Regions from separate parts of the Homo sapiens genome. Here region 1 is linked to region 2. A link is an interaction called in ENCODE POLR2A ChIA-PET data of the cell type or tissue named here. Cell type or tissue: OCI-LY7. All regions are shown on one strand. Each heading gives the region's core, and the rest is flanking DNA. Links, peaks and the distances in the headings are about the cores only. Region 1 overlaps MEF2C (myocyte enhancer factor 2C). Region 2 overlaps MEF2C (myocyte enhancer factor 2C).

Region 1 (2,927 bases), core at 196-2,695, 110 kb before region 2:
CCACAAAAACATTCTTCTGGCTGATAACTATTGTATTATGATGTGTTTCTGCTTTGATCTCTGCATATCTTTGAGCTTTTAAGAATACTTTCTGATTGTTTTTGCATTATATTCCACATATTTTTCATTAGAATTCATTTGTATAGAGAAAAATATGTCAGATCAAGAAAATATTATTTGATATTTTTCAAAAGTTATCTATAAGACATGTTAAAAATATTCTTTCTTTCTTTTTTTTTTTTTTGAGTCAGAGTCTTGCTCTGTTGCCCAGGCTGGAATGCAGTGTGGCGTGGTCATAGCTTACTGCAGCCTCCACATTGTAGGCCCAGACAATCCTTCCAACTCAGCCTCCTGGGCAGTTGGTACTACAGGTGTGTGCCACCACACCTGGTTAAAAATTATTTTTGTAGAATCAGGGTCTCATTATGTTGTCCAGGCTGCTCTTGAACTCCTAGACTCAAGGGATGCTCCTGCCTCAGCTTCCCAAAATGCTGGGATTACAGGCATGAGCCATGGCACCCTGCCAATAATTTTCTTATATAAACCTTTAATTTAAAGCCTTCCATAATGTTAATTTATAGTCTTATCCAGGCAGTAGATTTTTCAGTGTGCACCCAAATCTTTTAACCAATAAATCTTATTGTAAAAATTATAGTTGTTTTGATATGCAGATTTCTGACAACAGAATGCAAGGGTGAGGAGAGGCCTATCAACTGTCATTACAATCCATCTGGCACATACATGTGTGCTAAATATTCTCACAAAGCTTTCAGGGGGTAGATATTGTGTTTGGTTTATAAAAATTCAAACATCAATTACACTTTGTTGAAAGATCTCCACAAATATTAACCCATTATCTCTCACAAGTCTTCCATGAAGAGATTAGGTAAACCTATGCCAGGTCTCAAACCCATATGGCCAAGCATGATGGTCCAAGGTCAGTCAACGAGTATTTGCCTCCTGCCTGGAGACAGTGTGGGGCCTGACTTTCCCCTGCCCGTTTTCCCACCCGTGTGAAGTGATGAGTGCAGACTAGATCTCTCTCACTCATATGTAACTATAGTTAGGACACTGGACGCTGAAATAAATGAAGTAGAAATTGTCCAGGCGTGGTGGCTCTCGCCTGTAATCCCAGCACTTTGGGAGGCCGAGGCAGGCCGATCACGAGGTCAGGAGTTTGAGCCAAGCCTGGCCAGCATGGTGAAACCTGTCTCTACCAAAAATACAAAAAATAAGCCAGGCATGGTGGCGCACGCCTGTAATTGCAGCTACTTGGGAGGCTGACACAGGAAAATCACTTGAACCCGGGAGCCAGAGATTGCAGTGAGCCGAGATCACACCACTGCACTTCAGCCTGGGCAACAGAGTGAGACTCCATCTCAAAAAAAAAAAAAAAAAAAAAAAGAAGTAGAAATTTTAAAAAATTAGGCTGAGGGAAAATTTCAAGTATGAAAATAGAGCTAAAATATTGATTTTCTTAGATGTCAAATTTTAGTCAAGAGTTGGAATGCATATTGGTCAATAAAACACATCAGTTTATGAATGAAAAAAACCAATTAGGTCAGTGGCTCACTTTGTACCTGAAGAATTATATAAACTATTAAACAAACAAGGCAGGTGGCATGGAGTCACAAAGGAAATGGCAGTGATGAGAAGGAAAAATGTGGCTCATTTTCTCCCAATACATTCTTCTTGTATCTGACTGCATTATCTTGCTATGAATATCACCCGAATCTAAGTAATGATTCAAGTTAAATTGTGTTATTTAAAAAAGAGCATTTTGAGATATACAAACACAAAGCTGAAGAGCAAATTAATATTGAGTTCCAAATTCCCATAATCACATAACCAGAAAGAACATTGAAAAAAATGTTCAAAAATATTATCCTCAGCTGAGTGCTTGTATAACACATTTCTGCCAAGAACAAATGATTATGGTGGAATTATAAAGCTCTGAAAATGGAAGTGATGGCACAAACTTGAATATCATAGTGTGAATGTGGAACTATAAGAGCAGTTTTATCTTTATTATATTAAAAATCTACAGCTGTTTAATGATAACAAAAGAATTTCTGTTAGATTCAGCCAAGTCTGTCTTTATCACAGTAATGAATAGTCGATATGAACGAAAGGGCTGACTAAATGGATAAATAAGCATTATTCCTTCGGGCCCTTTTCTAGCAAAATCAAAATCTCTGCTGTTGGCCTTTGAAAGCTTCTCTGATCTTTTACAAGTGTCACTGGTCAGGTAATGTAGGTACTTCAATTGTCATTCTTTTACAGGGGCTGGAAGTCCTAAATGTATATACTGTCTCTCAGCTGACTGACTACGTTTTGAAAAGATTTATTCATGTATGTCAAGATAAGGCAAGAGATCTCCTAAAACCACCAGCTTCTCTCCTTACGTATCTGAAGAAACTCTTTCCTCAGAGAACTCAAGTAAATCTTGAGCAAGCCTGTATACTGAAGTCAGCTTTCCACGTCAGAGTGACACTGTTGAGGTAGATCCATCAACTACAGAGGCTTCTGGGATATTTTCACAAGACAGCGATTGTCATACTGTGAGCTGAGAACAGCCGTTTCCTAGAGGAGTAATTAGATTGACAGAAGGTGACATATTCCAAGCAATAAATGGGAGAAAGAGTCCAGACAGGTAATCCAAAAACCACGTGGAATCTTTCCTCCCAGACATGTGGACATATGGACCCTGCATTATTCCATTTGCTCATCGGAAAAACTTGAAATACGTACAAACTGATGATGATAGGTGACAGGTGCTTCAAAAATTCTAATGAAATAGAATTTCATTAGGGGAACAGATTCTATTTCGTTACTGAAAGGAATATAAATGAAAAAGAATGCTACATGGAGCTCTCATTTCTTGTTTTAGGCATTACGTTATCAACTAGAAAATCCTTTTCTTATGC
Region 2 (2,927 bases), core at 337-2,836:
TGTAATTTTCTAACAAATAAATGTCAGAAAGTATTGACTCATATATATATTAGCATTTACAAAACAAAGTTTAACATCTTTTTCCTCCCTTGCTAATGGGTCTTGAAAAAGTGCCAGGTGTAGGAATATGCCATTGTTATCATATTCTTATAAGCTGCCTTATACATTTTTTAAGATCTATGTTGTATTAATTTCTTAACAATTTATCGGGAACATTTGCATTCACAGAAAAATAAATGCTTGATATTTAAACATAATTAAAATTATCATTCTTATCTATTTAAGTTTCAAGAGAAATAAAATTAAATTACACTTAACTGTTGGTCTAATTTGGTAAATTTCATATAGGCAATTAATAATTAGTGTAGTGGGTTAACAACTAAGCTAACATTTATACACTATTCATATACTGTTAAATCAATAATTTAGTTTAAAAATAAAATTAGAACAAATATTTATTAAGTGGTAACACTTTCTCCTGAAGGCTCCCATTTAATACATTTCTAAAGAAGAAGGCTAGTTTTAGAAAGGTGTGCTGGCAATAATCTGATTGCACCTCATACAAATGAGAATTCTACTGATTGAAAGGAGCCATGGCAGCTAGAAATTATTTTTTAATAGGATTTTTTAAAAATCACATGGGTAACAGTTGAAAATGTAACTGGTAATTAAAGCCTGCTTCTTAACAAAGTTTTACTTTATTTTTTAAGGAGAAGTACAAGCTTTTAGACTATAGTTTCAGATACAAGGAATATTAGTGCAGATATTTAGAAGTCAATTTATTTTGCATGGTATTATACACAGAACTTACACTGTACCTTTCAAATGAAAAGCATAAAACAAATCTGAAAACTAAAAGCTCACATTTTCTCCCCCTGTACTCTCTATTTTGACCTAATAATCATTTAAAGTGTGGGTGTTTATCAATAAAAATTTTTGCAGCACCACACATTGTGGTGGAACGTTGCTATTTCCCGAGATAAGTACAAAAAACCTCAATGCTAATTTGCATCACAAAATGATCTAACATATCTGGAATATAATGCACAAGCTTCATTGAAAAGAAACCATTATATTTTTCTTTTCGAAACAAAAAGTACAGATATCTGATTGGGTCTGGGTGTGCTGGAGGTAGGGGGTGGGGAAGAGGTCTCATTTTCTATCTCACACCTATTGTTTTATGTATTCTAAACTGCTATATGGGAATAAAAAGGAAACATACTGAATCCACTTTGCAGTTAATGTCTTAGTAATTTAAGAGGCAGAATTTTCAAGTTAAAGAAGGGAAACATTATACTTTTCCTTTCCCAAAGGTATTTCCCCTATTTCCCAGGAAGAAGGCCCTCTGTTCCTTACCCTATGTAGGGGGAAATAAAGGACATTAGTTAGGGCTGAAATCACTCCGAGACAGAAGAGGGGAAGTTTATGATGTGGCACTGTGCACAGTATCTGGTCTGCAGCCAGGAAGTTTTCATTTTGTAGCTCTGCTGCCAGTACCTGCCCTGCATATTCAGGAATAAAAATATACCAGAACTCTACCTGAAAAACTGTGGATGTTACAAAGAATTAAAAGAGTTTATTTTTCTTTCTTTATCCTGAGTGTAATTACTGTTTTTTAAAAAGAAAGAGCTGAAACTGTAGTAACTGGAGTTTTTTTTTTTTTTTTTTTTCCTTTTTAAACTCCTCAAACTACCTTCCCACAAAGCCATTTAAGTTAAATGGTACATTTACAGACTCACCTACATGAAGGATATAACTTAAAACATCTGCTTAGACACATACGTTCTGTTCAGATATAAAAAATGTGGCAAAAATTTTTAAAAATATAGGACCACTATATTCTTAAAATGTGTGTTCTTCTGTGTGTGTGTGTTCATTCATTCAAGAGATCTTTGACTGCAATTAGGTAGTCGGTCCTATAAAGGCTTCCTTGTGTGACGATAATTTCTAAAAGTAAAATGCTCCAGTGAATATTTCTGCTAAATAATCATATCTTAAAATTACTTTAAAGAAATTCCAATCCCTCATGTTACATTAAGCAATAATGCCAGTTTTCCATAATATGCCTTAGTTGTACCACCTTATTCAGGGTCGACAATTAATTAGAAGACAAAAAGTATAAATCGCGTGTTTATTAAGTAGCAGACAAATTTCTTTGTCTGTCTCAACATATTTACATTAATGTGTTTATTTTCTAATTTTGAAAATAAATAAGCATATTTAAGCCAAAGCTGCCTGTCTTCGGGGTTTGGGGAAGGATGCACATTCTCTTGCTATCCTTCTAACTTGCTGAAAGAATCACAGGTGTGAAAAAAAGACAGGCATAGTTCTTGGCTGATTTTTAAAAAAACACTTCACATTCTATCGAAGGACCATATCCACTTCTTTTTTAATCCAATATGCTAGGAATCCATAGTATCTGAGAGCAATTTATATGAATTCTTCATGTGCATCTTATCTATGACAACAAGATAGAAGAGGAAAACCAGACCACCACGCTCATGATGCTATTTGGAAAAAGCAGGTTCTCAAAAGGGACTGATTCAAAGATCAGTTAGTTCCTCCAGCCTCTAAAAACAAGTTTTGGGTACTTAATTTAAATCACTGCTTGAGGACTTGCACTGTCATTCTACATGAATCCCAACCACTTGCAGGAGGAACAACATTGCTCCATTCATTTCAAATTTACAGCATTAAGAATTAATAAAGTCTTTATAATGTCTGCATTATTTAAGAGTAATGATTCCTGAAGAAATCTGCCTGTAATATGTTTACTGTTTTTATTGCTTGTAATGTCGTCAATTTCCTTTTCAATGCCCTCAAAAGATTCTCTTCATGTACTTTGAACTTTGTTTACATTGGCTGTATTTTAAAAATATATACCAAGATTTAACTTGTACAATAAAATGACAATGTACAGCAAATGA

Evidence for each region. Peaks named below come from ENCODE experiments on the same cell type or tissue, not always from the same donor. Only the 100,000 strongest peaks of a DNase experiment are listed, where the experiment ranks them.
Region 1: POLR2A ChIA-PET joins it to region 2 with 6 read pairs; 2 of 35 experiments call an interaction of 5 or more read pairs at or near these places.

What each region holds. Positions count from the first base shown.
Region 1 is chr5:88,763,427-88,766,353 of GRCh38, forward strand. All of the region lies in intron 3 of MEF2C (myocyte enhancer factor 2C), which reads right to left. Among named protein-coding and RNA genes, the nearest start is that of GSCAR, 68 kb to the left of the region's middle. In OCI-LY7, for the core only: no CTCF peak of the experiment used is centred there; no DNase peak of the experiment used is centred there.
Region 2 is chr5:88,874,414-88,877,340 of GRCh38, forward strand. The region is part of intron 1 of MEF2C (myocyte enhancer factor 2C); the gene reads right to left. Among named protein-coding and RNA genes, the nearest start is that of MEF2C, 7.3 kb to the right of the region's middle. In OCI-LY7, for the core only: no CTCF peak of the experiment used is centred there; a DNase peak (open chromatin) is centred at 1,438; H3K4me3 peaks cover 2,149 bases; H3K27ac peaks cover 1,739 bases.